Regions from separate parts of the Homo sapiens genome. Here region 1 is linked to region 2. Evidence: chromatin loops called from intact Hi-C (ENCODE). Cell type or tissue: heart right ventricle. All regions are shown on one strand. Links, peaks and the distances in the headings refer to the core of each region. The heading gives the core; the rest is flanking DNA.

What was found. Hi-C counts contacts between places; a loop is a spot of excess contacts. Peaks named below come from ENCODE experiments on the same cell type or tissue, not always from the same donor. Only the 100,000 strongest peaks of a DNase experiment are listed, where the experiment ranks them.
Region 1: it touches region 2 in a loop (2.9-fold over the local background); 2 of 110 quality-filtered maps call a loop at or near these places.

What each region holds. Positions count from the first base shown.
Region 1 is chr13:59,338,788-59,353,605 of GRCh38, forward strand. No RefSeq gene overlaps it. Among named protein-coding and RNA genes, the nearest start is that of DIAPH3-AS1, 670 kb to the right of the region's middle. In heart right ventricle, for the core only: a CTCF peak has its summit at 5,929; a DNase peak (open chromatin) is centred at 6,754; H3K27ac peaks cover 2,425 bases.
Region 2 is chr13:60,385,267-60,397,946 of GRCh38, forward strand. TDRD3 (tudor domain containing 3) reads left to right here and starts at 11,954. Exons shown (of 14, transcript NM_001146070.2): 1 at 11,954-12,139. The coding sequence starts at 12,099. RefSeq lists enhancers at 10,876-10,945, 11,276-11,605, 11,314-11,826, 11,676-11,875 and a silencer at 12,016-12,585. In heart right ventricle, for the core only: CTCF peaks have their summits at 11,692 and 11,903; DNase peaks (open chromatin) are centred at 11,135, 11,695, 11,805, 12,595 and 1 weaker place; H3K4me3 peaks cover 2,500 bases; H3K27ac peaks cover 2,311 bases.

The sequences.
Region 1 (14,818 bases), core at 4,967-7,466, 1.1 Mb before region 2:
TACCCCTGAAAAGACTACAATAATTATTACTCTTTTTTACAGACAAGGAAACTGAGGCTTAAAGAGTAATTTATACAATAATTCACAGCCATAAGAGGTTAAATCGAGGAACTTGTCTCTAAAGTTCATTGTATCATGTATCATGCCCCTCCTTGCCCTTTGTTTGGCTAACTCACACTCCAAACAAATGTTTCTTATTCCATAATTTGAATTAGATGGTGTTCCCTATTCTCTCTAAACAACTATTATTTTATCACAGCACTTGTCTTACTCATCTGCAGGGATTTATTTGATTGTCTTTCCTCTAGTTTCTAGAATAAGCCCACAAGCCCTTTATGCTCCCAGTGCATAGCCCAATGCCTGGCACCTCAAAGGTGTTCAATAAAACTTTACTGACTGACTCAGAAATGAATAGATGTCATGTCTCTATGAAATCATGGGCAGAAGGATTAAAACACCAATGTATCTGACTTTAAAGCCATTCTTCCTCCAATGTACCATACTGACTCCCAGGTAGTCACAGATGAATGCCCTTACTTTACACAGAAAGTGGAAATAAGGTTATCCATTCTGTCATTCTTGAAGTAGGATAGTGAGAGAGCCAGCGTTTAAACCTATTCTATTTTGTGCCTGTATCTGGCACACAGCAGGAGCTTAATACATGTTTGTTGAATAAATAAGCCTGTTCCTGGCATATAGGTACCTCCCACCTCATATGTTTGCTATCTGCTTAGGTTGACAGTAAGCATTGCATGCTCTATAATTTTCTATTGCAATTGTGGTCCATGAACCAATGCCACCAGGAAACGTGATAGAAATGCAAACTCTAAGTCTCCACCCTGGATCTATTAAATCAGAATCTGCATTTTATCAAGACCCACAAGAGACTAATGTACATGAAAATGTTTGAGAAGCACTACTCTAGACTATAAGGTATGTACGAATGTGTGGTTCCACTCAAGGGAATTACAATTTACATTGGAGAGAAAAATCATCCCCATCATAAAACACAATAGGTTAACATCATAAAACTAATACCAATGCAAAAGGAGGACAGCATTAGACACAGTAAATCCAAAGTCATAGAGAATAAAATAATGCAATATTTCAAAGAGCTCTTCTTAGGCAGAGTAGAGAGCACAGAGCACTCTACCTATCTAATAAAGATGCTGTCTGTGAGGGACTGGTAGGGAGTGCCCTGCCTGGTACACAGTGTTTGAATCATAGTGAAGACAGACAACAACAAAATTCATGTGGTTAGTTCCATATCATAACTTGAAGTGAAGTTCATCCATACAGTGGATAAAGAGTCAGGATCTGAAGGTAAACTGCCTGTGTTCAAATTCTGGCTTAAACACTAACAGTCAAAATGATCATGTGACATTGAGTGCATTGTTTAAACCTCAGTTTCTGTTTGGGAAACGGAATAAGAAGGTACTCAACTTACGGAATTGCAATGAGCATGAGATGAAATAATCTCTGCGAAACACTTAGAAGAACACTGAAGAATAAGAATACTTAAGAAGAATACACAAATAAGCACTCAATAAAAATAATGATTGCATCATCACAATCACTCTGAAATACTTAGGCAGTGGTTAATTTTGGTATGGCTCGTCTGCCCTGATAAGCTTAATTCTATGTCGTCCTATCTGTCTTTCTGCTTTCTCATCCCAAAACAGGGCTGCTATCTCATTATGGAAACAGTTGACCATAAACCCCTTAACCTTATATAAAAATATTATGCATATTTCTCAGGAAATGCTTGTATTTTCTATGCGACTTCAAAGGCATTGATGGCCTCAAAACTATCTTTAATCACTATTCTGAATACAGTGGAATGAGATGATCAAGAGCACAACTCGTGAAGTCAGCAACAACAGGCTTGAATTCCAGTCCTGACTTCACTAGCTGTATGACTAAACATGTCTCCCTATCCTTCAAGTGGGGATAATAACACTCACTTAATAATACCATTTACTGTGAAACCTTGTGTAACAGTCCAAGGAGATGCTGTATGAAATGGTACTCTGCAATTGTAAAGAACTTCCAGATAATTTAACAGTGACAGCTCTTATATTGAGTGATTTCTCAAACATTTTCTCTCACAACAGAACACTCACTCCAAAGAACCACCCCCTTGGAAAGCTGCAAGTAGGCCAGGCGTGGTGGCTCACGCCTGTAATCCCAAAACTTTGGGAGGCCAAGGTAGGCGGGTCACGAGGTAAGAAGTTTGAGACCAGTCTGGCCAATATGGCGAAACCTGTCTCTACAAAAAATACAAAAATTAGCTGGGTGTGGCGGCAGGCTTCTGTAATCCCAGCTACTCGGGAAACTGAGGCAGGAGAATCACTTGAACCCAGGAGGCAGAGGTTGCAGTGAGCCAAGATTATGCCATTGTACTCCAGCCTGGGCGAGAAGAGCAAGACTCTGTCTAAAACAAAACAAAACAAAACAAAACAAAACAAAACAAAACAAAACAAAAAGCCAGTCGCAGTGGCTCACACCTGTAATCCCAGCACTTTGGGAGGCCAAGGCAGGCCGATCACCTGAGGTCGGGAGTTCAAGACTAGCCTGACCAACATGGAGAAACCCCATCTCTACTAAAAATACAAAATAACCGGGTCATGGTGGCCCACGCCTGTAGTCCCAGCTACATGGGAGGCTGAGGCAGGAGAATTTCTTGAACCCGGTAGGCGGAGGTTGCAGTGAACCAAGACTGCGCCATTGCACATTGCACTCCAGCCTGGGCAACAAGAGTGAAACTCTGTCTCAAAAGAAAAAAGAAAAAGAAAGAAAGAAAGTTGCAAGTATAATGAGCTGGTCAGTGGGCTACTGCGCCCATTACTTGTGCCCCTGCCATGCTTACAAAGACTGGGATGGTTGAGAAGTGTAGCAAGATGGAAACAGCACTAGAGGAGGATCAGTTCAAAAGAATGTTGCTCATGCAGAGGCAGGTGAATGGCAGCAGCTCATGGCTTGACTGCTATGGGCTACCATACTTTGATCTCCAAACAGAATATCTGAGGCCGACATGTCCAGATGTGTCTTCCAGGCAGCAGTGTTTTCTCTTCAGCAACACATTTCCAGGCAGCCTTGCTATCCTGCTTCCATTTGTCAAAAACAAAAATCAGTGGAATACAAGATTCAGAAGTCAAAAGATTCAGCTTCTTTAATTAAAAGGGGTCAAAGCAAAGTAATATGGAGATAGGGAAGAAAAACAATCTCCACAAGTAGATGAAAATGTGAGCCCGACTTTGGACCTAGACATTTACACATTGTAATCAAGTGGATTGCCAGGAAGCCAAGATCATATAGCTGAGGAGCAAGTGAGAATGAGACTATGCGAGTGTGATAACAGTTCTATATCCATAACACTTTCATCTCAGAGTACACTTGTGCTTCAAATGCATTTGCCAGGAGCTTTCCTGCCTCTCAAGCAGGAGTCTAATGGGAAGACTGCAAAAAGGGAAATATCAGAAGTTAGATTTTGGTATAAGCCAGTGGGACAAGAGTAGGATAGCCCTGTACCAAGTGCACAGAGAAGGCTTCAGAGTTTTTAAAGATGTGTTAGAGTCTTCACCATGTGCCTGAACAATTCATTTCAATCAACGAGTCTTTCCAAGCTAGCATTCCTTTTGAATTTACAAAACAAAAATGCAGTCTCTTTCTTACTGTTTTCAAATCATAAACAAGGATATTAAATCAGTTCCTGAAGAAATGACATAGGAGAGCTATTTAAGGCTTCAAATTCTTGATAATATGAAAAAAAAATAGAATGAGGTTGGGTGTTTCCTGTCTCTGTTTAAGATGAAATCATTGTACGTGTTAGCCAATGACCGTATTTAACGCATTTCCTACGTCCTTGCATTTGTTCACATTTTCTTCTCTTTGAGCTTTACTGCTTGAGTGGTGCCAGTAATGAAGGGGAACACATTTGTCTCTCATAACTGTCAGAGATGACACAAAGAAGCAAAATGAATGTGGGAGGTGCTGTTTTGTTTCTAATTAACAAGGGTTTTCAAGTATTTGTGTAAAGAAAGGGAGTCAACATTCAAAGGGTTTGAATCTATTGCCCTTTTCAATGTTTTCCTTTAAGAAAGAAAAGAGATAAATTTTTTTATAGGGAAATACTGTGTGTGCAATTCAATGGAAATGATAGGGACAGCTAGAAGTGAAAGATGAAAAAAAATTAAATAATCCAAGTACTGTAAAGCAATGCATAGCTGAAGGCACCTTATTACTTTATATTATACCTTCTCATTCTGAATAACTACTGTTATATAATATGAACCATTGATGTTTAATAATAGAAATAACCACAGTCAGATGCCAAATCAAGAAGAAAAGATCTGCACTTTGAAAAAAAAAGAACTCTCTTTATGCATATGCCACATGTAAACGTTCAGGGCTTGAGCTCTGAAAGGAATCCTGTAGTGGGAAGGTATTGAGAAAAGCAGTTCTGAGCAAAAGAAGGGGGGCGGGAGCTAGTTACAAGTCTGGTTCTTGCCCAGTTGAAGTAACTGACACTATGAAAGTCTGTCTAGGCCTAACTCTGTATGTGTGAACACCACCACACACTGACACCTTATCTTGTTGCCTAGTAGCAGCTACAAGAATGAATTCAATGTGTGGTGTGTCCATCCATCAAAAATACCTACTAAAGTGTCTAATGAGAAGAGCGTTCTGGATTATACATCTTAAGGGAATACACACACAAAAAAACTCAGACTTTATGACACACTATTTATCTGGAAAGACAAAAAGCAAAACACAAAAAGAAGAACGCGTCTGTAGTAAAACATAGTGACAAATAGGATATATTAGTATTGCAAAGTGCAATGTATTAACGGAAGTAAAGGACTGCTCAATGATAATGTTCACTGAGCGCCATGAAAAGAAAATGAATATACTCGGGATGAGAATGAGGGTTCAATCATTCATGCCTTCCTCAAAAAGATGAGTTTTTAGCAGAAAATGAATTGATGGAGAGGATCTATGAAAATTCACCAGTGAACGGAACCATATCAGAATGTAGGGATATACAAGGAACAGAAGAATGTGACTGACAGCAATTCAAGGCAATGGGCATTTCTTTGTCTCACCTAACAGGAAGTCTGGAGATCAGCCACTGGTGTTAGGTCTGCAGTCTCAGAGACAAGAGCTGGAAGTTTTATGATTGTCTTGGCTCTCTTTCTTGATCACAAGATGGCTGCTGCAGCTCCAGTCATCATAACTTTGATCACGGTTTTAAAAAAAGAAAAGGAGCAGAGGGGAGTGAACAAAAGGGAGACTAAAGGAAGAAATGGGCCCCCTTTATTAGGAAAAGTGACAACCTTTCTGGAGCTCTGACTAGCTGGCAGAAAGAGATTGGGAAAGACCGAGAGTCTGCCAAGGGACTGTGTCTGCCACACTTGGACAGATGAATGTAAGAAAACACAGGTGATGGTGAGATTAGCTCAAGGGAATGAAACCATCTGGATGGGATTTTGAAAGATTTTTCCAAAGCATACACATGCACACACAAAGCACAAAAGTAAATTGTGGGTAGAAATAATGTCTAGAATATCTTGTTTATAAAAACATTCACACCCTTCAAATAAACTTTCATTCCTTTACGCACTGGAAAATTTCCACTCGTGACAAAAGAGCAGCCATCTGTGAAACAGGACATGGCAGTAATTTGCCACACTGCATACAGGAATTCGCCAGCACAGGTTAAGCATGGAAATAGAAGCCACTTTCACCAGAGCAAAACTACAAAAACGGATTATAAGAACAGATTATATCTGCCTAAAGAATCTCCCACCGATGTTCCACATTTCACCCTATCTCTTTTCTGGTTTGTTATCAAACAAGTGACATCTGTTTTATGTAGTGCCAAGGCACTTTGTCTTGTTTGTGGATGTTTTATTTGTTCACAGGCACACCCTGCTGGACACCCTGGTACCATGTCCCTGGTTCCTTTAATGAAAGGGAAAATGAAGGGGGTTTTCATCCCTGCTTACTTCATGTCAGCGAAGTCTTTGTGCATGGAGTCTTTTGAGCCTCCTGGCAACACTGTGATTTGAAGTGTCACTATCCTGATCTGAAAGGGGAATAGTTTGAGGGTTGGAGAATTCAAGTTAGATGACTGAGAAAGAGTGAGTCCTGGAAGAGCTGTGTGGTATCAAGCCATGCCAGTCAGACTGCAGAGCCGGGGGACGCCACCCTGACTTAAGAATTCTACGTGATGTGCCGAAGACCCCAGCAACTAGCGTAATTGCTGAATTATGTTATAAATTGAATATGTGAATGAAACCAATTCTCTGCTGGCCATGAAAAAAAAAAGAGAGAGAGAGTAATAAGCAATGAAATATTTTCCAGCCTTGAGAATACCAGGTCAATTTGATTCAAGCCATTCTGGTCATCTAAACACTTTTACATGGTTTCACCAAGCTCTAAAACAAACCTAGCTGTGTTGAGATGTCCCTAACTATTTGCAGCACTCAAAGACAACATCGTCCTATGGAAAGAGTGAGGGTTTTAAATCAAATCATCCTGTGTACAACTCCTAGTTCTACACATTGCTAGCCAGTGTCCTTGGATGTCTTGCTGGGCCTCCCTTTCCTCTTATTCATAGGAGGGTTAATAACAGCTTCCCTGTAGAGATAAATATGTGAGAAGTACCTCACACAGGGCCTGACATGTGGCTGGCATTCTATGGAGAAGGGCCAACATCAGTGACGTGAGCCCTCTGTTAGCAGCACAATCTCCATGCGATGACACTCCCCTGGCTCAGGACCAGATACTCCCAATGTGACCCCAAAGTGAGCTAAAGAAAACAGAGTCAGCAGAACATTTCCCAGGCTTCTCCCTGCTCCAAACAGGGCAATCCAAGTCTCAGCACTACCTAATAAACAGCACAAACTTATAATAGAGTCAGGAGTGTTTGAGCACATAGGGAATGATGGAAAGACATCATAGATTAGAACTATTAGTGGATCATGCCTATAATCCTTACACTTTAGGAGGCCAAGGTGGGAAGATTGCTTGAGCCCAAGAGTTCCAGACCAGAGTAGGCAAGCTGGCAAGACCCAGACTCTAAAAAAAAAAATTTTCTTTTAATTAGCGAGGCATGGTGGCATGCACCTGTAGTCCTAGCTACCTGGGAGGGTGAAGCAGGGGATTCCTTGAGCCCAGGAGTTCAAGAAGGTAGTGAGATGTGATTGCACCACTGCACTCCAGCCTGGATGACAAAGCAAGATCCCACATCTAAAAAGTAAAAGTTAAAAAAAAATTTTTTTTAAAGAACTGTTTAGAGAATGGAAAGATGAAGGGGAGACACAAAAGAACATAAAAATGGAGTGAAGAGGGAGACATGATGTCAGAAAAAAAAACAGCACACACATATATATATGCGCCAAAAGGATCAAATGTCCCATAATTAAAGGAGATGACCTTGCAAAAAAAATTTTAAAGGCCTTTGAATTTCACAAGACTGTAGTACTCCCAATAGCAGAATGGAGTGGAATTGCCAGATTGACATAAGCCAGATTGAGAATGCCTAGAAGGGTTGAGCAAGGTTTTGGAGGGGTTATTTTAGAACAGTTTCTCCACCTTGGCTCCATTGACATTTTGTGCCAGATAATTGTTGTGGGGGCTGTCCTGTGCGTTGTAGATGTTTAGCCGCATCCCCAACCTCTAACCACTGGATGCCAGTAGCTCCTCCAGTCCCCAAGGCATGACAGTAAAAAAATGTCTCCAGGCATTGCCCAGCATCCTGGAGGGTAGGGGGAAAAGCAGCAATACCACCCTCGGTTGAAAACCACCACTTTAGAATGCAGAGACCTGTCTGTGTTTTAAACCACAAGGAAAGAAATACAGAAATAGTTTCAGTGTCTTGTCACGGCAAACTTTTCTGTTTCATATCAATATAGAGGGAAAAGTGCCAAAATTTCAAATGGTAAACAGAAGAAGAAAAATAGCAATGACTGTCAACTAAGGCGATGGAAATCAGCAGTTCTTTATTCTTGTTCTGTTCTGCAATAGTTCAAGTGAAGATAACTTTGGGAGAAAGTCTTGGACTGTAATTTTGTTTAATTTCAGGGAATGGATGTAGGGTAGGCAAGCATCAAATTTGGGGCTTAGATCAGGATGGTTGGTTCTTGGCTTCACCCAGGAAAGAATTCAAGGGTGAGTGGGAGGTGTTTGATGGCAACTTTTACTGAAGCAGCAGTGTCCAGCAGCAGCAGAGGTACTGCTGCCTGCAGAGTGGGGCTACCGTAGAGGCAGTGTGCCCAGAGTGGCGGCTCAGAGGCAGTTCTGCAATCATATTTATACCTACTTGTAATTACATGTAAATTAAAGGGTGGATTATACAGAAATTTCTAGCTAGGAAAAGGCGGGTAACTTCCAGGTTGTTAGGTTGTTGCCATGGAAAGGGGCTGTAACTTCTGGGTGTTGCCATGGCAATGGTAAACTGACGTGGCACACTGGTGGGTGTGTCTTATGGAAAGCTGCCTCCACCCCATCCCTATTTTAGCTAGTTCTCAATTTTTTCCAGTGTCCAAGCCCCGCCTCTTGAGTCAAGTCCTGCCTTCTAGGACCAAATTAAGAATATACATTCTCTATACAATAAAAAAATTCTAATAATTTGAGAACAAATGTCCAGCCAAGAGTTTTGAAAGAAATCAAATGCTTTACAGTACTCTAACTGTATAGATAGAAAGAAGAAATGAATACGACAAGAAATTTTTATAGCTTTGGCTTGTCTTTTGGCTTTTTTAGACATGATGCATTTGGAGTCTTTCAGTTGTTCCGACCTCCCAGCTTTCTTTCGAATTGAAAGCTTTAGTATTCAATCATGAAATACTGTACCCCAGCTGCTCCTATTTTTAAACAGATTCTGCAGAGTTGATATTAGTATAGTTTAATGTTTTAGGCAGAAGTTCAAGAAAGAAAGAATTCAATCCCATATATTTACTTAGTCACATATTAAAAGAAATATAATTTAAAATAAACATCTGCTTTCCAGTCATAGCATAACAGAAGGCAAAGAAAATTGGGTGTGAGCAGCGACATACACTCATGTGTATATGTAATTAAACCTTTAAAAAAAAAAGCTGATGAATTTTTTTCACACCAGTCCAAGAATAAATAATACCTAAGTTAAAGTCAGGTCTTATAAAAGTGCTTTCTTAAATATAATGGGCTAATTCAGAAGGACATGCCTGTTAAGGTCTCTCAGTTTAGAAAGAGCTGTCTGTGCCAGGTACAGTGGCTCATGCCTGTAATCCCAGCACTCTGGGAGGCCGAGGTGGGAGGATCACCTGAGGTCAGGAGTTTGAGGCCAGCCTGGCCAACATGGTGAAACCCCACCTCTAGAAAAATACAAAAATTAGCCGGGCATGATGGTGCATGCCTGTAATCCCAGCTACTCAGGAGGCTGAGGCAGGAGAATTGCTTGAACCCTGGAGGCAGAGGTTGCAGCGAGCCAAGATCGTGCCATTACACCACAGTGTGGGCAACAGAGCGAGACTCCATCTCAAACAAAAAAAAAGAAAGAAAGAAAGAAAGAGCTCTCTGTGATAGATGTAGGTGACACTGCTGGAAAGCAAAACAACTGGTCAGTTCTGAGGGGCGGAAATTCAATAAAATGGATTTTTTGGCATTGTGAACTCACTTCTCTAAGAAAGATGATCACATTTAATTCTCACTTTCCAATTGTTTGCCCTAAATTGCTTTGATAAGAACTTACAGGAAAATACTACAGAGATTGCTGTGGTAATTTATATACACCAAAATATCTAATGCTTATATTTTCTTCTGTTTCTTATAAAATACGTCCCTGAAGAAATAATGGATATTTGAAAAAGTAATTGCTGGATTTTCTGGAAAAGCCCCCAAAGATAAGGAACTTTAATTTTAAAAATAGCCATTAGGTTAATATCAGTGAACTCTGGTATAGAGCATGTTCCAAGTGAGGTCATACTCTTGAGTTAATTCTAAAATAAGCTGTTTATTTTTGTTTGTTCCATGACTATAGGTTGTAGCTTCATCTCAGGCCAATCAGATCAAAACTGCAGATGTTGATTCAATAGAGACTACTCTCTAGTGTAAATAGATAAACTCAAACTCATGGCTATTACTGGAAAATAACTCAAAGTATTATTTTTTGGCTGACAGACTCAGCCAAAAGATAACCTATTAATGTGGGGGAAAAAATCAACGAATATGTATTGTTTTGTGGTTAATCAACAACTCTACCTTCGTGTAAGGGAAACAAACAATACGTTTGCCATTCTGAATCACAATAAACAAAGAAAAATTCTACAATTGACTCAAACTTAACCTGAGTACCGGTTACAAAGTATCTGCACCTCTCTGTAAATCAGCAATGAAAATCAAATTCACAGTTAAATTACAGCCAGCCTCAGTTACTCTTTTAAAATTTTTGATAAACAGTATTTGAAATACTGTTTGTTTGAACCATGACTCAGATTATAGGGTTTCAACTGGAAAAAAAAAACAGTTACAGTAAAAAGGTAGCACATGCATCCTCTACAAAATAATGTTCCAAATGACCAACATAAGCTTTGGTTACAACAATGATAATCGACATTCTGTTCCATACCATAAACACTCTTACCCAAATATCTGGCACTGGAAAAGAGTCTTAAAGCTAACAAGGGAAGTTGAAGTGAGATATTGTGTTTTTCATGCTGAAACAATACATAATGTTTCGGATGCTGCAAAGGGATAATGATAAAAACAGAAAAGAAGCTCTTAGTGTTGTTTGGAAAACATCTTGCAGATGACTGCATCTGTTGTCGTTAATTAATTTTGCAAAAAAAGAAAAGGTAGCCATATTATCTTGCCTTTGAGGTCTTGCAGTTGCCCATTCTTCACACTCCTTTTACGAAAATGAGATTAAATAACAAGAACACAGCCTCATATTAGGGATTCCTTTTGAAAAGCAATCTTAGCATCCGTACAGTTTAACCCAATTCCCTAACTTACTACATTTACATCTTTAATGTTTACCATAATTGATGTTTAAAATATTCAACTCAAGGCGCTATAAGAATCTGAAAAGTCAATTTGTGTTTAATATGCCTTGTTTATTAAAGCATAAAATTAGAAAACGTATTTTCGAAAGATTATTCAAAAATTATGATTGAAGCAAAGAAATAGAAGTTGGGATGATTGATGGATAGTCAGATGGCTTATGTTCAGCCATGCCAGAAAACTGAGCTGTAACCAAATATTTATAGTTCTGTTACAGAGCTCTGTTTAGTCAAGCTGCCCAAATGCGCTCTCTGTCAGCAGGTCTCAACCTTTGTGTTGTGTGTGTGTGGTGGGGGTAGCGGGGAGAGCAGGGGCTAATGGAGAGAACATGTCAAAATGCCAAACGGCAGAGTTCTCCTCATACAGATTCTGACTCTGCAAGTCAGAGGGGGATCCAGGATTGACCTTTGAAATAGGTAACCTAGGTGATTCTGATGCAAGTGGTCCATGAACAATACAGAAATATTGTACAGAACAATTGAGAAATATTGTAGCCCCCTCCTTAACTCTTGAGAAACCTCGCTTTACACTCTTACTAGTCTCTTCCCAACCACTCTCAGGAATGCACACACCTCATAAAAGGATCCTCCTTGCTTCTCACTGTTTCCTGGGAGTCTCTTTCCAGTCTCTGCTCCCAAATGTTCTCCTTGCCTCTCTTCCTGAATCATTTTATTCCACTGGACTACTTGATGCTTTGGACTGTTCTTTGCTTCTTGATACTGAGCTTACCTGACACAGAGACTATAGTTCCCCTGCAAATGCAATTTTCTGCAGAGTACAGACAGTTCTGTTCTTCTTTCAGCATATATGCTATCAAAAGTGTGTGACATTATTATTTTCAAAATGGCATAGTGGTGTGATATAAAGAACCTGGGATCTGCAGTCAGACCTAAATTTGCATCTTGATGTTGCATAGTTCTAACTTTGGATAGTGAGAAAGCCATCTGAGGCTGTGACCCTCAGACTCTTCATCTATAAAGTTAATAAGATAATACCTCCCTCTTAGGGCTTTAGTTGGAATTCAATGAGATACTATCAGTGGAAAGTCCTTTGGAAACTAATTTCCTACAGGAGTATTAGACTATTAGGTAAAGTTTTGAACATTTTTGCCCAGCAAGAAGAAAACCCTGCTAATAGTCATCTTTACATCCCGCCTTCTATAAAATAAAATATAGAACTTCTAGCTTCTTTCTCATGAGGGGTTAAAAAATATAATCCCTTTATAGTAATTTTGTTATTTAGACACCAATAATGCTAACACTTCAGTGATCTAAAAACCAACTGTTCTGGATATTTTCCACTTTTCATCCCCTTCCCCACTTCATCTGCCCTACTTTCAAGCTCAGGAAGTACCTACTAAAAACTACACCTTATGGACTCTCTCACTGGCTGCCTTCTGGGTAGCGTCGGCCAACAGAGGCACCAGTGAGAGATGGATGACAGGAGGAGCAGTGACAGGGTATTTCATCTCCACTCATTCGGTTTTCACATCAAATCTCTGGCAGTAACTATGTCCACCCCACTAAGACAGCCTCATGTCCTGCACAGTCCCAGGGCTCACTGGGTTCCAGTACACTATTTCCTCTGCTCAGCCCTGGGTCCTAGGTGTAGTAACAGCTTTCTGCTTTCAGTCCCTGGGGTAGAGCACCCCACCATCCTCTGTTTGATTCCAGCCCATGTCCCTGTAACTCCTTTTATTAAAGTCTTATCTGAACCATCTGGAATGAATTCTGTTTCCTGCTGGGGCCCTGATTGATACACCAATACAGGAGGCCAATAACACGCCTGGGAGTTTTGAAGCAGGACGTGAATTTACGTTCACTTTTATGATCAGGGTTTTGTGTTATTGTAGATTATATTTCATTCTCTTATACTTTATCAAAAGCAGGCATTAATGCTAATATTGAATCTTTTGTCTGCGGCAACATGGTTAAAAAGATCATTGCCCTAAAGCTAAATAGGAAGAAACAAATTCTCTCTCCTGAAAAACCTCTCTGAAGATTTTTTTGTTACCATGGGGTACTTTGGCTTTGGGGTGTTTTTCTTTTTTCTATGCCTTATTTAAATGATACATAGAGGTTTTCCAGATGAGGAGTGGTATTGTTTCCTGTTGTTGAGTTGGGATGTAAAATATTTTTTAAATGTATGTTTATAAGTTTTTAATGTGAATTAAACTCCCTCAATATTTTTATGGAGAAAAAAATTAATGAAGAACTTATTAACATTGGAAAATAGGCTATCTCAATTACACTGTAACTTTTCCCCAATGGTTTTCTTAATATTTATATATTAACATCATAACAACTCAATACAATTTATACAATATGCAGCCATTTACTGTGAAAAACGATCCATTAAAATATCTCCATCCTACAGCCAGACTCAACAAGACATAATGGCTCAGAGGGAGCCAAATGCAGGATTACATGATAGGCCAGAACCTGGGCCATGGTCTACCAGGCCAGGTAAGTAATACACATGGCGTAAAAGAGCCAAGTAAATAGTTAGAGAAACATGAAAGTCTCTGTAGAGTAAATGTGCACTCAGGCAATTATTAAAATATGGATTATGGAAGATTCTCTTTTCTCCTTTTCTCTAGGCTTACCCTTTTAATAAGAACAAAAGTAAATCAAACGTGTGTGCACAAAGACACAGAATACATTCTAATAACTTCAGGGACTCTGTTTTAATCGACTAAAGGGATATATTTCAAGTAGAGAAATGATATCTTGAGACCCCTTCATTCTATCTGGGTGTTACAACTGATATGGGCCTGTGTCAGGCAAGTTAGGAACAATGCGTGCTATTCTGATGCCTAGATATTATAGATGCAGCAATAACTAGCTTGCAGAGCCTCAAAGAGCAGAAACGATTTCCACCTTAATAACCCCTGTGGCATTTTTCAATTTTCCAGGCTGCCAGTCAAATGAATGCATGTCTGGGAAGCAGAGGAGACAAGAAAGGTAAAAGATTAACCTCTGAGATCCATGATATAAACTCCATTGGCTAAAATTGGTCATGTGTTAGAAAACAAACATGGGTAGTGATAGCCCTGTCTAAACACAGAGCACAAATGTTAGAACAAAGATTCTAGGAGAGAAACTGGGATCTTAGGGTCACCTGGCTGAAATAATCTTGGAATGTTAATCATTCTTATTTTCTTCGCTCTCTAAGTTGAAAGTAACCCAGCAGTCTCCACCTGATGATTTTCACACTAATTAGCCCAAGAGATGGTTCTTAAAAACCAGCATTGTCTTTCCAAATGGGAAGGGCTTGCAGAAAACACAGACCTGCTACTGCCTAAACTGCTGCATCTCAACTGAACTAAACAAGCAGAACTTTTGGTACTGCCCTTTCCTCATCCTTACTCTGCAGCCTTTCCCCAGGCTTCCTTTATCCATCGGGAAATTAGAACACTTTCCCCCAGGAGGTGGAGAACCTCTAATTACAGATGCCTCTAAAAAAGCTAAGATTATTGCTATTGCCAAAAGGGCAAAATGCAAATGATATGCAGAATGAACTTGCTCTAAAGAAGAAGGCATGATGCAGATGGCTTGCCGCACTTTAACTTGCTTCTTCCATTTCCAGGTATTGAACACTTTCAAATTTTCTTTCAAAATGTCTTTTGAGCCTCTGTTTTCCACCCAGTGCTCCTTCCTGAACCTTTGTGCAAATAATGGGCACTCCAAAAATAAGACAAAGGATCACTCATTTCTGGAAAAAGCGTCCTTGGAAGCAGAGGGTAAAACTGAGGTAGTCTGTTGATTTC
Region 2 (12,680 bases), core at 10,181-12,680:
ATCACTTATTCCCTTTCACGGTTCCTGTGGGCCAGGAAATCAGACAGGGCACACAGACTCAGCTTTCCTCTGCTCCACAACATCTGAAGCCTCAGCTGGAATACTCAAAGGCTAATGGCTGCTTCATGTGAAGGCTTCTTCACTCCCATGTCTGGCAGGTGATGGTGATTTTTGATTGGGGACCTAACTAGGGCTGCTGACTGAAACAACTACAGGTGGCCTCTCTGTGTCACCTGAGATTCCTTACAACATAGTGGTTGGAGTCTAAGGACAAGCATCAAGATAGCTTAATAGATGATAGATAGATAGAGAGAGAGAGACAGAGAGACATACTACACAGGAGTTGTTTTGCCTTTTATGATCTAGCCTCAGAAATCAAGCAGCCTTACCTCTGCCAGATTCTTATGGTCAAGGAAATTACAAAGATCCAAAAGGTGGAAATAGAAACTCCATCTTTCACTGGAGGCATGTGGATGCCACACTGTAAGAAGAGCATGGGAGGAGCTATATATTGGTGCAGCCATCTTCGGAAAATGCAATTTGCTAACCTATCAATAATATGAAATAATAAAATTATACTTTTATTATTTAAAATCATAGAAAGTAGAAGGTTCTAGAGGATTTTTATTCTCCACCTCTTCAAGCAATTTAACCCCCTGAATGAAAAATAGAGTCTAAGAGAAATAGATTATCTGAATGGAACCATTCACCTGGTTATTCCAGTGTCAAGAGTTAAACCCAGGTTTGCTGAATCTCAATTTTATAGTGATTTACCTTATAAATATGCTATAAAATATGTCTGAGTTTGTTCGTTGATTTTAAAAAGGGCTCAATGTATTTTAAACTATCCATTTGTATAAAAAACACAATCCTTATATGAGAAATCTGAATTATTAAAACTAATATTAGAGGAGGATATTCCCCAGCTGGGAGTTTTAAAGATGTAGGTGTGATCTACAACCATCTGATCTTCAACAAGGTCGACAAAAGCAAACAATGGGGAAAGGATTCCCTATTCTGTAAGTGGTACTGGGATAACTAGCTAGCCATATGCAGAAGAATAACACTGGACCCTTATCTCTCACCACATACAAAAATTAACTCCAGATGTTTTAAATATTTAAATGTAAGACCTCAAAGTATAAAAATCCTAGAAGAAAACCTAGGAAATAACCTTCTCACGATTGGCCTTGGCAAATAAATTTTTGGTTAAGATTCCAAAAGCAATTGCAACAAAAACAAAAATTGACAAGTGGAACCTAATTGAACTAAAAAGCTTCTGCACAGCAAAGGAAGCTATCAACAGAGTAAACAGATGACCTACAGAATGGGAGAAAATACTCACGAATTATGCATCTGACAAAAGTCTAACTTAGAGGAATTAAATCAAGCTAAAAACAACCTTATTAAAAAATACACAAAGGATATGAAAAGACTCTTCTCAAAAGAAGACATACAAGTGGCCAAGAAACATACAAAAAATGCTCAACATCACTAATCATCAGAGAAACGCAAATCAAAACCACAATAAGATACCATCTTGCACCAGTCAGAATGGCTATTATTTAAAAGTCAAAAACAACAGATGTTGATGAGGTTGAGAGAAAAGGAAATGCTTATGCACTGTTGGTAGAAATGTAAATTAGTTCATTTTACTAATGAAATGTAAAACAGTTTGGAGATCTCTCAAAGAACTTAAAACATATTTACCATTTGGCCCAGCAATTCCATTACTGGGTATGTACCCAAAGGAAAATAGATTATTATACCAAAAGGCACATGTACTTATATGTTCATTGCGGCACTATTCACAATAGCAAAGACATGGAATCAACCTAGGTGCCCATCAGTGGTGGACTGGATAAAGAAAATGTGGTACATATACACCATGTATATGTACCACATATACTACATAGCCATAAACAAGAATGAAATATGTCTTTATTATTAATGCAGGAAGAGAAAACCAAATACCACCTGTTCTTACTTATAAGTGGGAGCTAAACATTGAGCACACACAGGCATAAATATGGGAACAACAGACACTGTGGACTACTGGAGAAGGGAGGTGGGGAGGTGGGTGCGGGTTGAAAAACTACCTATTCGGTACTGTGCTCACTACCTAGGTGCAATATACAAAGGTAGCAAACTTGCACATGTACCCCTTGTTTCTAAAATAAAAGTTGAAATTTAAAATAAATAAATTAAAAATCCAGACTTAACTTGAAAAAAAAAAAGTTGGTGTGTCTGACAAACAGCCTAGCTTGTGATCTCCCTGACATCTACTTGTATGAGCTGGATGTATAGGTCAGTTTCAGCAAGACTGAGGAGTGGAGAGGACAGTATAGTGTCTGTTCCTCAACCCTGTTCCATGCAGTTTCTTGTTTGGGTTGTAGGGAACCAGAGGGCTGAAGCAAAAGCTGCTCCAAAAGGAACTTGTGAGACCACAGAGTAAGCTGAGCTGCCCTGGGTCCCAGGTGACTCAAATGCAACTGGGATTTGGAGAGGGGCAGTCCTCGTTTCATGCACAGAAACAGGAGAGAACACATTGCTGCTTGACATATTGAGATTGTGCAGGTTTGGGGTCAGTAACAATCTTCTATGCAGAGAAACAGCATTTTCAAAGAAGTCACTGCAGCGTGATAATATCCAGTTACTTCTCTTTCTGTCTCTCTTATTTTTATTTTTTTGAGACAGGGTCTCACTCTGTTGCCCAGGCTGGAGTGCAATGGTGGGATCACAGCTTACTGCAGACTTGACCTCTTGGGTTTAAGCAATCCTTCCATCTCGGCCTCCAGAGTAGCTGAGACTACAGGCATGAACCACCATGACTGGGTAATTTTTGTACTTTTTGTAGAGATGGGGTTTTGCCGTATTGCCCAGGCTAATCTTGAACTTCTGGGCTTAAGTGATCCACCCACCGCGGCCTCCCAAAGTGTTGGGATTACAGGTGTGAGCCACTGTGCCTGGCACAGTTACTTTTCTCTAGTGGGTTTTGAACGGTGGATAGATACAAGGGGTCGGAACAGAAGATAGTGGAGGACTGTTACTGTCCATGTTTACACAGCCCCTGAGGAATCCTTGCAAAACTATAATGAATTATTGTGAGAGAGCAGGGGTTAGGGGGATGATGTTTAAATCCTGTAGTTATGTTGTGAAGAGTGACAATAAAATTGAGTATAAATGCTTATGTAGCCTCAGTTGAACCTGCTGGCAGATACAGCCTGTGAATATTTGGATCGCGCTAATAAATTATAGTTAACATTTAATTAGCAATGATTTTATTTGACTTAGAATTCTGAAGGGTATTTGAAAGAATCATTTGGGTAAGTTTTGTCTAAAAATACCTAAACTGTTACCTTTTCCTCCTTTCATTCTGAGTCAAGCTGAAGCATTATAAAATTACCCAATTTATTACCCTTTACAAAAACATTTACTGAAGAATCTATTTGAAATCATTCTTATAGATTTCTTTTGTTGCTGTTGTTGTAATTTAGAGATCCTCAGCCTCTGTAATCTGGATGTCTTGTTTACTGTCTCAGTCTTTGCTGTTCCCAGAATCCTAATTTTCCCTAAGTTCCAAGTCTCCTCATGCCACCTAAAATCCAGAGGGGTTTGGAAATTTACAAAAATCACAAAAGCGATGTTAGGATGGTTTATGGAAGTGGAGACAGGGTTGCGTAGGTGGTTGGAGGGTGGATAATGTGTTATCCAAAGCTTAGGCTCAAACCCCAGCTCTGCCACTGACCAACTATGCATGCAAATTTGGGCCTTAGTTTCCTGATCTGCAAAATGAGGACTTTAGACACACACACACACACACACACACACACACACACACACACACCTCTAATAGCTTTGTTGCTAGGATTAAATGATCTAATACATAAAAAGGTGTGGCTCTCATTGCAGGAACTTTCCTTATTTAGGTCATGGAAGAGTTATGCACCAAGTTTTTTCAAAAAGTGCTAACTGGATAAAGCGATCTCCACCCAACACCTCCCTTAATCCCTGCTTACATGATACTCCTCTACATGAGCTGGTTTGTTTCTAAAGGTCATTCTCAAGAAGTGGAGCATAGATGTTAATTGGACAGTTTTGAATGTGCAGAGAGGTTTTAAAAAAAAAGCTTTGAAAAGTAAAAATAGCGTTTATTTATTACTGAAACATTTTAGGCATAAAAGTGAATGTAAACCTGCTTCATTTCCTCTGCGCTTAGAAAATTTGCCCCTAAGTCCTTTATAGCAAAAATGAGCAGAAGTGACTCCTTGCTGGTGATGCAGAGGTCTCATATTTTTAGCCCTAGAAAGTCAGTGAAGAGAGTTGGACTGTGAGAGCAGCGTTTCAAAGCTCAGCTCTACTTTTTTGGCCTACAAACATCCCATCGAAACTCAGTATGACAGCTAGTGCTCTGACAGCTGGTGAATAGGGATTTTAAAAAAAGAAAGAGAAAAAAATCTACTATGTGAGAGGGATAATCACCTGGAAGGTATTACTTGGATCAGTGCTATAGTGAGTTATAGGAATGGAGGGTGGAAAATAAATAATTGATCTTTGGCACCAAGTTTATGATTAAGGATTTCACAGAAAGAAGGAAGATAGTTAAGACAGTGCAGTTTTCCCTAAATTTTAATTATCCACAAGCCTCCCTTACAATTTTGCCACATCCACACACTTCCTGTATTATTGTTTGCTTAATATGAGTTTTTGAACAGTTACTTTAAAAAATCTTATGTGTATTTATTATTGTTGTTGTTATTTTAATTTAGAGACAGGTTCTCACTCTGTCACCCAGACTGGAGTGCAATGGCATGATCATAGCTTACTGTAGCTTTGAACTCCTGGGCTCAAGCGAGCCTCCTGCCTTAGCCCCCTGAGTAGCTAGAACTACAGGCATACAACACCATGCCTGACTAATTTTCAATTTTTTTGAAGAGATGGAGTCTCGCTATGTCGCCTAGGTGGTCTTGAACTTCTGGCCTCAAGTGATCCTTCTACCTCAGCCTCCCAAAATGCTAGGATTACAGATGTGAGCCGCTGCACCTGGCCTTGTGTGTATTTAAACAGAAAACTTTATTCACTACTGTTAATGAAATGTCAAAATAATGTGTCATAAGTATAAAACATAAATATAATAAAAATAAAATAATGTTATTAAATTATAGCTAGATATTGTAGTCTACAGAAGATTATGACCTTGAGGCCTGCTATCTTTTTGTTAAAAATGGATTTTGGCAAGTGTTAAAGGGATGTTAACTCACTCCAAACTGACACCTTCTCTTTGAGGCTGTTGGACAAATGGAAGGGGAAATAGCTTTCTCATTATGGGATTGATCCAGCAATATTTATTGAGTCAATGTTATTTAATGTCATGTTACGAACACGTAGAAATGCTGTTTATCTCTACTTGTCCAACATTTTGGGAATAGTGTACTGGTTAAGAGGGTGGTATGAGTGTTGGACAGACATGAATTTAAATCCCAGCTTTGTCACTTAACGACGAAGCTACCTTAAGATGGTCATTTTACTGCTATCCTTTCTTCATTTTTATTTAGAAAATATTTAGCACATTGAATAAATTTTGTTGCAATCATGATGTTAATAATGTGAATACTGATGTGCAAGATGGGCTGAGGAGGCTTGGCTGTATACATAAATTGCCCTTTTATTAAGGTTTTGTCTATAGGTTGTCAAGCAAATACATTTTAACTTAATTTAGCTTATTTGTTTTAAAAACCCAGTCATATTATTTGTCCTTCTAGCATTCTAGTCCTCCTTCTCGAAATCTGAGTATGGCTTTTCTATCTTTTTGTGGCTTCTTCTTCTGCTGTTTACTGCGGTTGTTCCTTAGGCTGCATCTTTGCGCCTCTTCTCTGTTTTTACACAACTCCTCAGAAGCCTATTCATTTTTAAAGCTTTAGCAATGTCTTATAAAGTGACTTCTAAAATCATTATCTCCAAATCTGCCCTTACCTCTTCCCAGCCCACATCTCTATTTGATAATTGCCATGTCTTGTCACTTTAGATTCAGATTTAAAATCAGCACATTCATTTCATCCTCTGTTCCTTGCCGATGATTCCGTCATATTTCCAGTTCCTTATGAATATAGGAGCTAAGTGCATGCGTTTTGGAGTCAGAATATTCTGGAGTCCTGTTTCTACATTTTACCAATTTTAACAGAAAATTACGCATCAACAAGATGCCATTAAACATATGAGATCAAAACTTCCTCATACTTCAAGAGAAGTGGAGAGTGGCAGAAATAGTCTGTAAAGAAATAGAGCTAACATATTTTTTAACCTTGAATTTCATTACTTTATTGACCACTCTAAAGGAAAGTGTTAACATTAGTTGAAAAAAGGTGAATAATAAAGCGTATATATTTTTTCTTTTACATAGTTTCTCATGAAGTGTTAGTTCTAAAATTAATTCAAAATAGTTAGATAAGAGTCCTTTCAGTGTGCTGAAAAGTGGCTTTGTACTAAAGACCAGGGATAAGTGACAGTGGTTGAGCTCTTCAGGAGATCTGAAGAGGGGACTGCATGTTAGGCCAAGTGTTAATGGTAAGCTTCAGAGAGAGTGAGAGATTTGTAGCATATTTAGACTATGGTAATTTTGAGTGTGAGACATAAAGTCACCTGTCCAAATCCAAAGAATGGACTTAGAGAACTGGAGAACAGTGAAAGTGAGACTTTTAATGATAGTCTTGCAAGATTGAGTGTCTGATGAGCAGGCACACCCAGCACAGTTTTAACAAGCAATTTATCCCCTAGTGCACAGGTCCTTCCCCCGGTTCCTCATTGGCTGAGTACTATGGGGTCACAGTTTTCCTGGACATTGCATATTGATTGTTGGGTAGGGGCTTTAGGTGTTTTTTTTTTTTTTTTTTTTTTTAGGGTTGTCTTGCTGCATTTTATTGCAGCCCACAATGCATTGCAATCTAGTTAGCTCAGAGGCTCTTCAAGTATTTGACTTAAGACTTAAGTAGCTGGGTAGGCTGATAAGAACAGAAAAAACGAGCTATTTTGCAGGCTAGTAAACTTTCATCTTAGACTAAACTTCTTTGATTCAGGTGAGGGCAACTAAGTAGGGGCGGGGAAGGGGGGAGGGTAGGCCAACAAGCAGGCATCAGCTATCCAAACAGGAGCTTAGTACATCCTGTTTCTTCTGTAGTTTGTTGGCCTAAGCCGACTTAAGGCACTTTGTCTTGGAAATGGACCACTGTATATATTATTTCCCTCATGAGGAAGGTGAGAAAATATGGGACGTAATCTTGCAAATTTCATTAACTGTGAAAATTACACCAAAAGTTTACAAAGTTTTTTGGGGGGTCATTTTCCACTTCTCTTTAAAAAACAGACGTTCCTGCACACTGTATCATGCTGTAAACACAAAATAGATGTAGTCTTTCTTTGTCCTAAATAGCTAAAATGGTAAGTTTAATGGCTTTAATATGGCAAAGTTTAGTGCTTGAAATGAATTAACTAAAATATATACAGCTGTATCTTGTGATGTGAAAGCAAAAGAGGCCAATTCCTCTTGTATATACTTATGAAAAGTCACATGGTAAAACTGTTGGAAAGTGACTGATTTTTACTGAAATCAAAGTGAGTATGGGAATCTAAAATGTATCCAGAAGATACATTAAATTGTGATGTTTCATTTTATAAGTGAGTGCAACTAGCATTCTTTTAAATTATAGGTTCTTCAGGTGATTTCAAATATAATAGGGCCCTCTGGCACTGGCTCATCTGTCATTCATAGGTTATTTTAGTATTCCGTAGGATGCAAATGGCTTACAGTCACAAGATGTAATTTGCCTCAGAGGGCCAGGCACTCTTATCATCTCACTTTTTATTGTAGCTTCTATTCTTACTTACCCATATTCTTTTACCCTTTTCAGTCTGAGAAACTTTTCCTTTACTAAAATGATAAGAGGCGAAACAGAGGAGAATGGATTTTCAGTCTCTCTCTTCTGTTAATTTACCACAGACTCGAAATAGATTTCATTCCTCGTTTTTGTTTTCTTGGACCTAACAATTTTTTTTTCTACCCTTAGGGTTTCCCCCAACTTCAGCTCATTGTAGACTTTCTATTTTCTGTAAATCAATGATTTATCTAATTAAAAATGGAAATTCATTTTATCTAGTTAGCTATTACCATTTTTCATGGCACTAAATTATCTATACAGAACATAATTCCAATTTAAAATTTTGATGTGAAATTAGTGTAATCCACGCTTCTTTTTATTTTGGAAAATTTCAAACCTAGAGAAAAAAAATAAACATGTGGACCCTCCTCCAACTGATTCACCCATTTTTAATATTTTGCCATATTTACCTCCTTTCTCTTTTTTCCTTTTTTTTTTTGAGACGGAGGCCCGCTCTGTCGCCAGGCTGGAGTGCAGTGGCGCGATCTGGGCTCACTGCAACTTCCGCCGCCTGGGTTCAAGCGACTCTCCTGCCTCAGCCTCCTTTCTCTTTCTTACCTATATACATGTATCAATGTTTATATGTTTTATATATTTTACAAATGTATTTCTCTTACTCATTTGCAAATAACTTGTAGATCCAATTCTTCTTCATCCATAAATGTTTTGACATAAAATTCTCAATTTAAGGACAATAACATTATCACATTTAAGAAAACCATATTCCATTATACTATCCAATATCCAGTCCAGATTCAAATTTCTGCAATTGGCCACCAGTAATTATTTTTTTCATTTATTTTTTAGATCCAGGATTGAATTTTGTTTTCATGTCTCTTGCATCTCTTAAATCTGAAATAATATTTTTTTTTTTTTTGAGACAGAGTCTCGCTCTGTCGCCTAGGCTGGAGTGCAATGGCGCGATCTCGGCTCACTGCCAGCTCGGCCTCCGGGGTTCCCGCCATTCTCCTGCCTCAGCCTCCGGAGTAACTGGGACTACAGGAGCCTGCCACCGCGCCCGGCTAATTTTTTTTTTTTTTGGTATTTTTAGTGGAGTCGGGGTTTCACCGTGTTAGCCAGGATGGTTTCGATCTCCCGATCTCGTGATCCGCCCGCCTTGGCCTCCCAAAGTGCTGGGATTACAGGCGTGAGCCCCTGCGCCCAGCCTTCTTTTTTTTTTTCTAAAGAATTATTTCTGGCCGGGCGAGGTGGCTCACGCCTGTGATCCCAGCACTTTGGGAGGCGAGGCGTGCGGATCACGAGGTCACAAGATCCAGACCATCCTGGCAAACACGGTGAAACCCGGTCTTTACTAAAAATACAAAAAATTAGCCAGGCGCGGTAGCAGGCTCCTGTAGTCCCAGCTACTCGGGAAGCTGAGGCAGGAGAATCGCTTGAACCGGGAGGCCGAGGTTGCAGTGAGCCGAGATCGTGCCACTGCACTCCAGCCTGGGCGGCAGAGCGAGACTCCCGTCTCAAAAAAAAAAAAGTCTTAAATTACATTTTAACAGTCTAGGCCAGAGGAGAATATGCCTCATTGTGGATTTATGTGCCTGCGTCTTCATGTTTAACTTGCTCAAATATCACCTATACGTCCTTTACATTTCTTCTTACATCTAGACCTTAGCATTACTGACATTCTGGGCCACATCATTCTTTGGAGTTCAGCGATGTCCTGTGCTTTGTAGGATATTTAGCAGCATTCCTGCTGCATCCCATGAGATGCATAACAACACTCCTACCTCCTCAGATTGTGACAACCTAGACATTGCTAAATGGATTTGGGGGTGTGGGGGTTGGTTTAGGATCCACTGTCCACAAGCTTGGTTAAACTCAGGTTAAACCATTTTGGCAAGAATACTTCTTAAGTGATGTGTATGTCTAGTTGCATTACATCAGTAAGCAGAATACATTAGATTGTCCCATTATTAGTGATTCTAGCTTTGATCTCTTAAGGCAGTGATTTTTTTTTTTAAAAGGTAAAGCTACATTTTCCCTTCTGTAATAAGTAAGTTATGGCTTGAAACTTTGAGACCATGTGAAGATCCTGTACTCCTAGTCTTTTACCCTGTGGCTTTTAGTATCGTCTGATAAATTTTCCTCTATCAATTGTGGTTGACTTGGAAAACTGTGATTTTTCTAATTCTATCATTTGTTCTACATTTACTATCTTGTATTGCTCTGAAAGAAAAGATTTTGTCCTCCTTCATTTTTGGTGGCACTCCGAAGAAATTCAATGTGTTTCATCAATTATTGTCACCATTTTTTGGATGCTCATGTTGTCCCACATTTCTCCAGTAAAAAACCCATTCTTTAAGAGAATTTAGTGTTTTGTGGAGTACTTTATTATTGTAAGGACCATGCAGTGGTAAATCCTTACTGAATCACACGACATGTGAGAACAAATGACTTTATAACCAGTGAGAAATTCTGATGATTGGTACAACATATTTTCATAGTTAACAGGTTACACTAACTGAAAAATGTAAATAATTGGTAACAGAAAATTCTAACCGCCAATAAAAATTATTGGCAATTTATTTTTGAGTCATCTATTTACCTTTAAAATGGCATATCTATTCCTGGCTCCTGTATATGATGGCCGATGACTATAAATTGAAATATACCTGTAGCATACGTATGACTTAAACACTGCATACTACTGCACATTGCAGCGAACAGGATGGAGCTACTTGTGATCTAAAATTATCTAAACAATATACTTGGGAGCAAATCTCAATAGCATTCCATCTAACGAAAGCATCGCGATTTTATAACTATGACTTTTGGGAAGACCAAACGGAATACCCCAGCTGAAATGAGAAAAATCTGTATTAAGGAATTTTAGCTCCACCCAGGGCAATTATCCCCTTCCTTCCGTAACTGCCAATTTCCTCCCCAATCCCAAGAGCGCCTCTGCCCAGTTCCGCAGTCTCTGCTCCAAGTCTGTTTTTGATGATGCCCTTAGAAGCAGGGGCAGCGGCAAGCGGCGGAGATAGGGATTAAGTTCCTAACAGTCTTCTTCCCCTGACCTGGCAGATGGGGACGCTGCCCCTTAGAAGCCTTTTTCCCCGCAATACGGGACGCCGCAGAGGTGAAAGACCAAGAAGGTGGAGCAAACTTTTAGGGAGCGCCTCTTGGGCCCGCGTACCCTTCCGCCTGTTCCTCTCTGATTGGCCAGCGTGAGTCACGGACGCCCAATCGCGCGGTAGCGTCCGCCGTGCCGCTGGGCGACGGCGGCGCGCATGCCCACTCAGGGACCCACCCTGCGCCCCAGCCCTCTACAGCGCGGGCGAAGGGCATCGGCGGGGAAGCGGCTGTGGTTGCCAGATCTGGCAGTACAGAGCCAAGGTGGCAGGGCCGCGCTAGGACACGGATGGTCCCAGGGGGAGGGCAACAGGAAAAACAAGCACTGACACAACTGCCCCATTTCCCCATGTCCCCTAAAAGCAGGTTTTCTTGGGCTGACCAGGGCATTTTCACTGTGGTGTCCGACTGGGGCAACTCGATCTGCCCGCGGGGACTCAAAAAAGCTTGAGCTGCATTTTTTCTTTGCGTCCGGGCGGACCAAAAGGCGAGGTGAAGGGAACGAGTGTTTATAAGAAAGTAAACTTTTGTGCAGAATGGGCTGGGGACACCTCTGAGTTTTGCTGCCCGCAACGTGACCTTTTTAGCGCGGTCCTGGACGCGTTCCCTCGCAGCCAACCCGTCAGTCTCCTCAGGCCTTATCCTGCCCTCTCTGAGGTGGCCGCCTGTGGGCGCTGCAAACGCCACACTTTTGCTCTACGAAGAACCTCCTCGCGACTTTCCAAGGTGTGCAACTCAGAAAAGCGCCCCCCAAAACAAGTAAAAGCCTTCGGGGAAGAGGCAAAGTCCCTGAACCGTCCTGACTCCAGCCACCAGCCGGTGTTTGGTGGATCAGGTCCCGGAGCTCCGCAGCCTGGGAGCCCCACACCAGGCCGGCCCCTACGGCCGCTCAGAAAACGCGGCGAGCGGAACCCGCACGCGGAAGCGCCGGCCGCACTGAGCATGCCCAGTTGCAGAGCCGACCAGAGGAGTTTTTTCTTTTCTTTTCTTTTTTTTTTTTTAAGGGGGGGGGTCTCAAGTAGGAGGCCTCCCCATCACCCCCACCCCAGCCCCCCACCACCCCCGGCCTAAGCAGCTACCATGGCCCAGGTGGCCGGCGCGGCGTTGTCCCAGGCGGGTTGGTAAGTGGCGAGTCCCGCCGGCTGCCGGGCCGCGGGTGCGGGCCGGGGCCCCAGGGAGGTTGGGTTGGGGGCGGCGGGGTGCGTGTCGGGGTAGGCGGAGGCTGTCGTCCGCCCCCGGCCTCTCCCCGGGCCCTTCGGGCCGGCTCCGCCCCCGGCGCCACGCGGAGCCCTGCGAGTTCCCCTAGGTCCCCTGGAGGCGGCGGCGGCGGCGGCCTGGGCCCCGGGCGGCGGGCCTGGGCCCCGGGCGGCGGGCGGCGGGCCTGGGGAGAGGCCGGGGGCCGCGAGCCGGGCGGGTGGCGGCCCAGACCCCGGCCGACCGGAGCGCCGGGGAGGACCTGCAGCGCCGTCCGCGCGGCTTCTCCGGGGAGGGGGTGTTTCTGCAGCGGGATCGGGAGGCGAGGGCTGGGAACGAAGTGCGGCGGAGAGGGACGAACGCGGCCGGAGCCCGCGGGCCCATAGGAAGTTGAGGGCAGAGCAGAGCACAGCCCGCGCTGCGGCCGGAGCCGCCTCTTCTTACCCCTTATTTCAAAGTACAGTGTGG